Regions from separate parts of the Mus musculus genome. Here regions 2, 3 and 4 are each linked to region 1. A link is a loop called in an ENCODE intact Hi-C map of the cell type or tissue named here. Cell type or tissue: gastrocnemius. All regions are shown on one strand. Region 1 overlaps Cstl1 (cystatin-like 1). Region 2 holds the start of Cstdc2 (cystatin domain containing 2). Region 3 holds the start of Gzf1 (GDNF-inducible zinc finger protein 1). Region 4 has its middle 18 kb from the start of Nxt1.

Region 1 (2,500 bases):
TGTGCAGAGACAACCTCTTAACCTGGATTGCTAAAGAACAGAATGGCCATTGCTAGTGGCAGGAGCACTGCTCTGGCCCTTGGGAAGTTTTCCATGGATAGTGTCCTTAGCACTTTGGAAGAGTGAACTCAGTGTCTTGATCTCTGCTTTAGGGTCCGTGAAGCTGTCTCCCAGGAAGCCAATGCCGGCAAGACTGCTGTGGAAGGCGGAGAGAACTGTTGCTGCACTCGAAAGCTGGCAGCACTGCAGCTAAGTGCCTTCCGAAGCCATGGAGATGAAGGCCAGAGGTTTGAGGATCCCCTTGCTGCTGTTGCTGGTGACTGTGGTCGTAATGGCTAAGGTGAATCACATCCAGAGGTGGGGGGGTTTCAAGGAGAAGGCCATGAGCAAGAAAAACATCAACTCGACACTCCATTTTTTCATCCGCTCTTACAACAACGCAAGCAACGACACCTACTTGTATCAAGTTCAGAAGCTAATTCAAGGTCAGATGCAGGTTTGTGCTTTGTTGCCCGGACATCAACACAAGCCCCATCCTGCTTCTTGAGACATATGGGGATTTTCTATAACCAAGTCCTGGAAACTCCTCAGGTAGCTTCATGTGCAATGGGTGCACACGATATCTCTGAGTTAAGCAGCTCATTTGGTCATCACAGCCAGGTCGTGACCTAGTCTGGCCTCAGGCTGGAAACTAATCCTTACTACCTTTTCCTTGGCCAAAAGCTGACCTGTAGCTACTCTGCATTGTTCTATGGGAGAAATTGCATTTTGTTCTGCCTACCAGAGGGCAGCATGGGGATGTCTTTTTTTTTTTTTTTTTTTTTTTTTAATGATATTATCTGGAAAAACCATAAGCAGGCTCTGTAGATTCCTTTACTTCCAACAGCATTTTTATTTCTTCAGTGTCCAGGACTGTAAATCAGGATTGAATTTTGTGTTTGAGACATTTAGAGCAACAAGTCTTTGGTGAGAGCAATGGGGTCAGGGAATGCAGCCAGATTAATTCTACCTGTTTTTAGGCACAGTCCTCCCTCCTTCCATGTGAGTGCTAGGATCACATGTGCGTGTCATTGTGCCTTCTCTTTTGTTTTACACACAACTTTGTTGTGAATCTTATCAGTCGAAAGGCGGTAGAGGAAAGCATTTGCTTGAAAACTATTGAGCCAATGTTTCCTCAAGGTCAGATCAAACCAGTCAGAAACAATTCTGCTTCCTAGCTATGCAGTTTTGAGAAGAAATCGTTCACTATGAGAGAAGATTACTAGTCAGAGAGAATGGAAAGCAGATGGAACAGGAGTTAACAGCAAGAAGGGGAAGACATGGGGCCGGGTGGGCAATGTAAGTTTGATAGCTAAAGTTCCTTAATCCCAACACAGACATTCCTGGGGATTCCTTGGTATTATGCACTATAACCACAAGGTGGCGCTGCTTCGTCTTCACTTTGATCGGTTTCCTTAAACTATAATTGAGATACTAATATAACCTGTGAAATCAACCTTCTACCATTAACAGTTAACTAGTCGAAAATATTTTTTAAATGTTTATATGCAAACTTGAAGTTATTTAAAGTGATAAGCGGACAATTTGGACCTGTCACTTGGAAAGGGAGGATCATGGACACAGGTTTCTGGACATCTCAATATCTAGATGTGACTTTGAACGTCTCAATCCTGCAAAGAGGGGGTAGTAGACAAGCGTGGTAAGTGGTGGGCCTGGTTTCACCTTTCAGCTGTTCCCAGCTGTGGAATCATGATTACGCATCATCTAGAATCTTTCCTGCCGCTTCTTCAGAGGCAAAATGAGTCAGAACAGCAACAATTTAGCACAATGCTGCCACCTAGTGGCACTTGTCAAATATTTACTGATATGGCTGTATTCTAAGTGAACAATGGAGACTAATAGTGAGTAAGAAGTTTCATGTGCATGCATGTTTTAGGTTTCCTCTACATACAACCTGCCGATGGCTAGGCAGTGTGACAGTGGTTGGCACAGTTCTACAACATCCCCGTGCATATGTAGAATGGCCACCTTGATGACAGCAGAGGAGCACGTGCATTCTAGGGCATTCCAGGCTAGGACTGAGATTGCGTTAGCAGTGCAGCCATGAGCAATTGCCTTGGGACCTGGCCTTAGGTTTTTCTATGGGGATCATTCAACCAGGATCAAGGTGAATTTTCTGCCTGCATCTCCCCTAGACAGACTTACTATCTCATTAGGTTGGACCACTGGCATTTGGGCACAAGAAGCAGGAGACTCCCAAGAGCTTCTCTCCACTATATGTAGTTCTCTCGAATCTACACATTTCTTTTGAGGTGCCAGACCTGGGTCAATGGCCACCATATTTCCTTAGTGTTTTACTCCATGTGTAGGGCTTCTTTTCCACAAAAGACTCCCCAGTCCCTCTTCCACCACCACCTTCTCCTCTTCCTCCTCTCCCCCTTCTTAGTCTTCACAGCCTTAGGTTTGACCATGAGTAAGAGAAGACAGATGGACCCCTGAG
Region 2 (2,500 bases), 100 kb after region 1:
CTTTCAAAATGCTGGAACTACATTTGTATACCACCATGCCTGATCTAAAATGTATTCTTTAATTAAGTAAGTACTATCATAAAACAGGATAATATTGCATAGTAATTTTTATGTGAGTAAACTTAATTCAAAAGAATATGTAACTTAGAAAAGCATTCTAAACAATGAAGCCAAATGATTTATATGTAACTCAGCCATGGGTTGCAAATGTCTAGCCAAGACAAAAGTGTCCTGCCTGCTTTATCAGAAAACAGCAAGTGGACAAGATCACCTACCTGTACTTTCAAGAAATTCATGATGTGTATCACCCTGTAGGCATATTCATCCTTGCTCTTTTTGTGGAATGCACTCAAAGCAAACTTCACTATGTCAGGTTCACTGACTAGTTTATCGAGTTCGAGAGTATCCTCTTCCGAACACCATGCCTGAGCTCCCTGGACATAGATACCAGAGAGAGCCAGTAATATTGTCCAGGGCAGAGCCATCTTCCCCGCTGGCGACAATATGATGCAGGTTCTGTCTCCTGTCTTTGCCCTTACAGCCCTGTTCCTTTAAGTCTAACCCTTAAATTAATTTCCTGGGCTCCAGACTCCTCCCTCTGGGGATTCTCTTGATCATCACTCCGAGTTCCTTCCCCCTTGGTACCACCTCCCTCAGTCAAAGCTGTTCATTTTCCTCCTGTCCCGGATGGAGCAAAGAGCACCCAGGCAGAGTGGTTTGTAAAGAACAAGTAAGATAAGAGATTGAGGGGCTCCTGATCTGAGTCCTACCACACTCACTACCTGTGACTCACTGGATAGAAGAGCCTTGAAGAGAACGCCCCATGGTCAGGTGCTGAAAGATTGATAACTGGCAGTGTTAGTGAAAGGCAATTTCTGGACGTGCCAGTAGAGGGAGACAGTGACTCAGGAAAAGACAGATTAAAATGGGAAGCATGAGAGCAACTTGATTTCTCTTTATGCTTGAGCTGCAGTGTGGCACAGGAGAGGCAGTTGTCTCCTCTTGAGTTGTTCCTAAGGAATGTTTCGCTGTGCCTATGTGATAGGGAACTTCCCCTATCCTCTCCTAGCCTGAATGAGCATCCTGGTGTAGGCTTCTAGGAGATGGCACCAACACTGAGGTGTCTAGAGTTCAGGAATCCAAGGTGCCAATTATGCCCTCTTGTGGCCATAATTACGAAAGCTCGGGCAGCAAATTGGACTGGCACATCGAAACACCACATTCTCTTTAAAAGAAGACTGAGGCCTTGTCTTCATGGTAAAGTGTGCCTTCAGACTGCATCAGCATCTACATGTAATGTTTGGGGACTGTGAGCGCTGACTCTACCCAGCATGTCCATACTCTGCTGCGATACTGCCCCAGCCTTTTGAAGTGGTAGCTGAGATGGAACACAGAGTTGGACAACAGTCAAAAGACTGATGGTCTTGTAACTCTAACTGTACTGGGGCTAGAAGCTGATGGCTTCTTTTCTCCTTAACCCTCTGTGCTTTATTAAACACTGGGAACTTAACTCTTTATTACTGTTCTGTGCTTAAATATGGACTAATAACTATCATTGTTCCGTGCTTCAATAAAAGCTGAAAACCTAACTCTTTTTTGAAAAAATTTTTATTAGATATTTTCTTTATTTACATTTCAAATGCTATCCCCTTTCCTGGTTTCCCCTCTGAAACACCCTATCCCATCCTCTCTCTCCCCCTGCTTCTATGAGAGTGTTCCCCCACCCACCTACCCATTCCTGCTTCCATGTCTTGGCATTCCCTTACACTGGGGCATCGACCTTCACAGGACCAATGGCCTCTCCTCCCATTGATGCCCCACAAGGCCCTCCTCTGCTACATATGTGGCTGGAGCCATGGGTCTCTCTTTGGATGGTGGTTTAGTCCCTAGGGGTTCTGGGGAGCTCTGCTTGGTTCATATTGTTGTTCCTCCTATGGGGCTGCAAACCCCTTCAGCTCCTTGGGTCCTTTCTCTAACTCCTCCATTGGGGGCCCTGTGTTCCATCCTATAGATGACTGTGAGTATCCACCTCTGTATTTGTCAGGCTCTGACAGAGCCTCTCTGGAGACAGCTATATCAGGCTCCTGTGAGCAAGCACTTCTTGGCATCCACAGTAGTGTCTGGGGAAAACCTAACTCTTAATGCTTAAATAAGAGCTGTGGAAACTTCATTTTTTTATTTCTCTTATTATTTGTACTTAAATAAGCTCAAATGTCTGGCTATTAACACATGATGTTTAGCTGCGGGGGAATTAAGTAAAAGGATGCATTGGTAGAGCTCCTTTCTTGGGTGAGTTAACCTCCTGGCCAGGTGAGAGGCTTGGAGCTCATTAACTCTTTTTGAATCAGAGAGAAAAGAAAGAAAAGGAAAGAAGTTACACAGACAACACATACACCCTAGGTGAAGCAGAAAATGTCTGCACCAGCCTTTTTAAAATTTATTATTGCTTTAGGCTTCTTATATAGCTTTTTGACAAAAAGTTCTTTGTATAAGAAAGAAT
Region 3 (2,500 bases), 70 kb before region 1:
GACTTCGTAAAGCTTTAGCAGTAGGTGGAAGCATGATCAACATTTACCGGGAACTGGAAGTGTCAGGCAGGATTTTCTAATGACCAGGTTTTAATTAAGATCATGAGTGGGATTTAAAGCGGAATGATTCAAGAAATACAAAGCTGCGCCAGCCTTCCCATCCCACCCCGGCCGTGCCCTACGCCAAGACTTGACCCACCGAGGCACCCCGGAAGGCTAGAAAAATCCTGCTTCCAGCAACCTGCTGACCAATGCCTAGCTGCGCAGCTGGAGCTTGTCCCAACTTTGTCAAATAGCTCTGCCCCCAACCACTGCGGTGTTCTGCGCAGGCGCGGCCTTGGATAGACGCTGGTGGTAAATCCGGGATCTGCTAGCTAGGGGCCCTGCTCAAACTCACGTAAGATCACGTAACCAACGGCCGGAACCGCCTTTGCAGCTGGAGGTGCGCGCGCAGCGCCTTCCTAGCCTACGGGGGGCGGAGCCCACTAGGGGGCGGGGCGCGCTCGTGGCGACCAATCCGCGGACCCTGCGGTCCGCTGTCCCTGCTGGCCTGGGCCAGGGTACGGGTCCGTGGAGGCACTGGCTAAGAGGTGAGCGTGCTGCCGACTGGTTCGTCTTCTAGGCTGTCCTCTGTCTTCTGTCCCTTGGAGCGGCGGGCTGTGGGGGATGTAGGCACAGGACGGGGAGTACGGGGGTGCGGCGGGACAGGCCGAAATGACCACGCAGGCTGGACTCTGGAGGCCGGAGGAAGGGCTGGACCTTGCCGCCAGAGTTCATTCTCCCTGCGGCTTTGGAAGATCATCGGTGGTCCGGGACTCGGGGTAGCCAAGGTGGGGTCAGAGGTGGTGCAGTCAGAGAGGCCACCGACACCGACCTTTATTCCCTGCCTGAGAGCCAGGATCCCTCTAGGGTGGGCAGGCTGCGGAGAACAGCGTCTCCTGGAGGCCTGGCCTGGGAGTCCCGACCCCGGGACTACTAGGCGACCTTGGTGAGGAGGCTAGGCCCACCCTGAGACGGCCGAATGCCAATGAGTTACAATGGAACACAGCTGTCACTAGACCTCAAATAGCCGCTCGCTATGACCGGTGTCTGCCCCCAGGGGAGGTAAACAGGGAAATCTGCTCAGGGCCTTCTTGGCTGATGGTGAAGTCGCTGCCAGATCTCCTGGAAGAACTTCGATTTCCCTTGAGGGACCAGGGCGAGGTGTTAGGAAATCAGGCTGGCCGTATGGGCATCGGGCCAAGAGGGGTCTTCAGCTTTAGTCTTCAGGCTGGGGCCGGGGATTCTGAAGAGCATTGGCCCTTGAGTACTTGCCTCTTGTCTCTCTCATACCAGTATTTCCTTTATTTAAGCTTCCTCTGTAGGTAGGTAGTGTTCCCTGTAGAGTCCCCTTTAGTCAACATGACATTCCACAGGTGCCAAATTTACAATTGCACTCTCTAGGAGTCTTTTCTGTGTTTGAGACTGGAGATTTTGGGTAGTGGTCTCTTGAATGAAATGGAGAGGCAATGGCAGATCCAGGTAGACATATGGAATCCAAGGTGATGTCTAGCGTCAGGTGAAGGAGATCTAGGAATGCTCTGGAGGGTGGAGACTTGGAGACCCATGTAAGCCTGGAAAAGGAAGTTAGATTCAGAGACAGAGGACTCTGAGAAGAGTGCACAAAGCAGAAGACAGGAAGTTGGGCTAGCATTTTGGAATCCAGGACAGGAATCTTGGGGGATATGTTAACTGCAGGGGAATAACCTTTCATTTGGTGAAGCTGGAGTTGAGGGGGTTGTTGACAAACTATAGTTGAACCAAGACGGGCATGAGGCTCCGGTTCAAGATGCCCATCAGCCAGCTAATCATACTGGCCTGTCACCCGTAAGATGAGATGTCCTTTACAGGTGTGTAGGAAGCCCACCATGAACCAGCAAAGGTCAGACAAGTTGGAAGTGTTTGCTATGTTGTGTTCCATAAAGGCTCAGAATGGCTGGGTCTTCAAGAGGAAGAAGTGAACGTCCAGAGAAGCTTCCCACTTGCTCAAGGTTACACAGTTTGTAAACGCTCTGGAACTTGAATTATTTCAGGAGAGCAGCTCAGTTTACCTGGTGTTTAAGGACATTGCAAATAAGGATGGGTTTTAAGCTATTTTTCTAGGAAGTGCTGTTTTCAGTGGTAAAAGTGATTATCAAATAACAATTTCTTGCTCAAAAAAACCCAACTAGATGTAAATTTTCCTATACTTTGGAATATGTCTTTGAGTAGATTAGAAAATAACCTTGATAAGCAAATTACTGCCTTAATGAGTTTCACTAAAGGTGAACTTATCATTTGTGCTCAGCACTGGGGGAAGGCTTGCCAGTATTGTTTTCATGAGAATATTTCTCATGAAAGCCTTTCTGGGACTTTAGAAACTGATAAGAAGTGAAGTGTAATTGGACTCTGTGTTCTATATGTGTTTTTTTTTTTAAGATCCATTTTGTTTTTAATACTATGCACATTTCTTTGTTAGGGT
Region 4 (2,500 bases), 97 kb before region 1:
ACCAGCATTCAACTCCCTTTGATTCCTGACTGTGGACTCATAACCAGCTGTCTCATGTTCCCTCCACTGGAGTTGCAAGATGTTCAAGGCACAATATACCTTTCCTTCTTTAGGCTAGTTTTCTCAAACACTTTGTCACAGCAACAAGAATTAACTAATAGAGGAAATATTCCCCCCAAAGCCCGTGTGTTAAGGACTTGGCTCCCACATGGTTGTATAATTTGGGGAGGTCCTGGAAATCTTAAAGTGTAAGTTGTTGCTAAGGGAAGCAGGCCATGAAGGGTGTGTTGCTGGGAGTATCTTGTTCTAGTGTATTCCTGCTCATCTCTACTTTCTGCCTGCAATGAAGAGAACCTTGTGTGTCACATCCCAACCATTATGAAATTCTATCCAATAATCTCTAAAACAGTGAGCTGAAACAAATCCCTCTTCCCTGTAAGTTTTCTGTCAGGTAATTGGGGCAATGCTACACCGGTGTAACTAGCACGTGCATGCAATCGCCACAAGCTTTTCTGGTTTTTGTTGTTGTTGTTGTTGTTTTTTGGTTTTTTTTTTTATTAGCAACCTCTAAATTCTAAGTGAGTGTATATTTCAATCATTTGATTTATCAACTCCAGCCATTCATTAGTGACTCTTATTGGGGAAATTGCCAAGAAATTTTTAGCTAGTTTTATTAGCTTGGAGCATAGCTAGCGCACCTTCTTAGGGTATCCTTATGGCTCCCAATAGAGATGGGACTTTCTGCTCCCCTTAGTACCCTCCATAGCTGGAAGTAGGAAGAGAAAACCTAGAATGTTCTATGATAACCTGTTTTGGTTTTGTTTGTTTGTTTGTTTGTTTGTTTGTTTTTCATGGATAGTACCTGGGTCCTCTGTGGAAGTGGTACCTCCTTTGGGCAGCTCACAATCAGTGGCATATGGTTAACAAGAAATGGCTGCCTGGGGTCCTCCAGGGCAGGTTCCTTACCATCCCCTCTGCCTTTTATGTACTACCCACCTGGACCCATGTCTAGTACAAAGTTGTTTATGTATATGCTCCTTTATGGTATATGTGTTCATGTCTGTATGTACAGATGTGGGTGTGAATGCACATATAGTGTGCAAGGCATACATAAATATTAGATGTTTTCTTTAATGGTCTTTTATATTATTTTTATTTTATTTAAGTGCTGGCCAGGTACCTAAAATCCTAACCAAGAAGCATTGTTAGCAAGAACTTCAGAGACAGAAACAACCCAAGATTGGAGCCTTTAAACAGCAGATAAACAAACCCAGAGTTTCTACATTCTAAAAAATAAAGCCACAAGAACAAAGCCCTGTGTACCACCATCCATTCAGACAAGAGAGGTATCCTTAGAAATTTCCGTTTGTCAAATGTTTGAGCTAAGAGAGAAATAGATGCCTTCTAAGAGATAACAGGAACTCAGTGCAGCATCTTAGCCTAGCATTGTGCTTAGAATAGGCGAGAGCACCCTCGTGTGGCAGATACTTTAAATGTCAACTCAGCATCCAAGAGTAGGCCAGCTGCAGGCAGCTTCCAAACAGGGGAAATGGAGGCTCAACCTTTGAGCCTGAATCAACAGTCAAGTAGTGTAAAATTGTTTTATTGGATGATAATGTATGATTTCTGTACTGTGAGTGTTTATACTGTAGTCAGCACAGTGGTCCTACTGTATTATCCTTGATGGCAGGAGTAGCAATTCTAGGAGGTGGTTAGAAATGCAAATTGCTCCTGCTTTAGAAACTGATGCTGAAGGCTAGCCTACAAATGTCAGTATGCCTTTTTATGAATTCTGAAGCTTGTTTATGTATATGCTCATGTATGATATATGTGTTCATGTATGTATGTATGTACAGATGTGGGTGTGAATGCACATATGGTGTGCAAGTGTGCGAAAGGCATATATCAATATTAGATGTTTTCTTTAATGGTCCTTTATATTATTTTTATTTCTTGTGTTTGTATGTGTATATGCAGATATGCTCTGATGTGCACCTGTAACTCCAGCTGTGCAGACTCATCAAGCCTTTTCATCTTGTTTTTTGAGGTGTAGGCTCTCACTGAATCTGGAGCACATCATCAATTTAGCCAAGTTGGCTAGGCATCCTCCTGACTCAGTCCCCAAAGAAACCCTAACCTTAACCCACACCCAATCCTACACATACACACAGCCACCAGCAGAAAACATGACATGACCACAGAAGTGTAAGAAGTACACCTAGTGGGGTCCAGAGACTGAGGCAGGACAGGGTCGTCAGCGCATGAGAACAACATGTGAGAGTCAGTTCTCTCTTTCCACCATATAGATTCCAGGGATTGAACCCTGGTCATCAGGCTAGACAGCAGATGCCTTTAACTAATGAGTCACCATACCCATGCCCTCTGCCAACAGCCAAATGTATACAAGACTAATAGAACAACTTGGAGCTTTGTACTAGGCATGGAGTCCAGGAGAGTAGTACTCACCAGTCAGGGAAGATGAATTGTAGGGTAAAAGACC

Evidence for each region. Peaks named below come from ENCODE experiments on the same cell type or tissue, not always from the same donor. Only the 100,000 strongest peaks of a DNase experiment are listed, where the experiment ranks them.
Region 2: a loop joins it to region 1, with 4 times the contacts of the local background. A loop is called at or near these places in 14 of 42 quality-filtered maps.
Region 3: it touches region 1 in a loop (2.4-fold over the local background); 2 of 42 quality-filtered maps call a loop at or near these places.
Region 4: a loop joins it to region 1, with 4 times the contacts of the local background. A loop is called at or near these places in 2 of 42 quality-filtered maps.

Annotation. Positions count from the first base shown.
Region 1 is chr2:148,750,659-148,753,158 of GRCm38, forward strand. Cstl1 (cystatin-like 1) reads left to right here. Exons shown (of 4, transcript NM_177655.4): 2 at 153-496. The coding sequence starts at 269. Among named protein-coding and RNA genes, the nearest start is that of Cstl1, 1.5 kb to the left of the region's middle. In gastrocnemius, CTCF peaks have their summits at 1,412 (motif pointing right) and 1,849 (motif pointing left); DNase peaks (open chromatin) are centred at 1,414 and 1,821; H3K4me3 peaks cover 545 bases; H3K27ac peaks cover 373 bases.
Region 2 is chr2:148,850,396-148,852,895 of GRCm38, forward strand. Cstdc2 (cystatin domain containing 2) reads right to left here and starts at 539. Exons shown (of 3, transcript NM_029960.3): 1 at 276-539. The coding sequence starts at 485. In gastrocnemius, CTCF peaks have their summits at 944 and 1,144 (motif pointing left); DNase peaks (open chromatin) are centred at 906 and 1,132; H3K4me3 peaks cover 420 bases; H3K27ac peaks cover 488 bases.
Region 3 is chr2:148,680,626-148,683,125 of GRCm38, forward strand. It overlaps Gzf1 (GDNF-inducible zinc finger protein 1), which reads left to right and starts at 495. Exons shown (of 6, transcript NM_028986.3): 1 at 495-590. It overlaps Gm46771 (a long non-coding RNA gene), which reads right to left and starts at 319. Exons shown (of 2, transcript XR_001783505.2): 1 at 200-319. In gastrocnemius, a CTCF peak has its summit at 946; DNase peaks (open chromatin) are centred at 451, 1,009 and 1,157; H3K4me3 peaks cover 1,769 bases; H3K27ac peaks cover 2,500 bases.
Region 4 is chr2:148,653,692-148,656,191 of GRCm38, forward strand. No RefSeq gene overlaps it. Among named protein-coding and RNA genes, the nearest start is that of Nxt1, 18 kb to the right of the region's middle. In gastrocnemius, a CTCF peak has its summit at 1,489; a DNase peak (open chromatin) is centred at 1,477.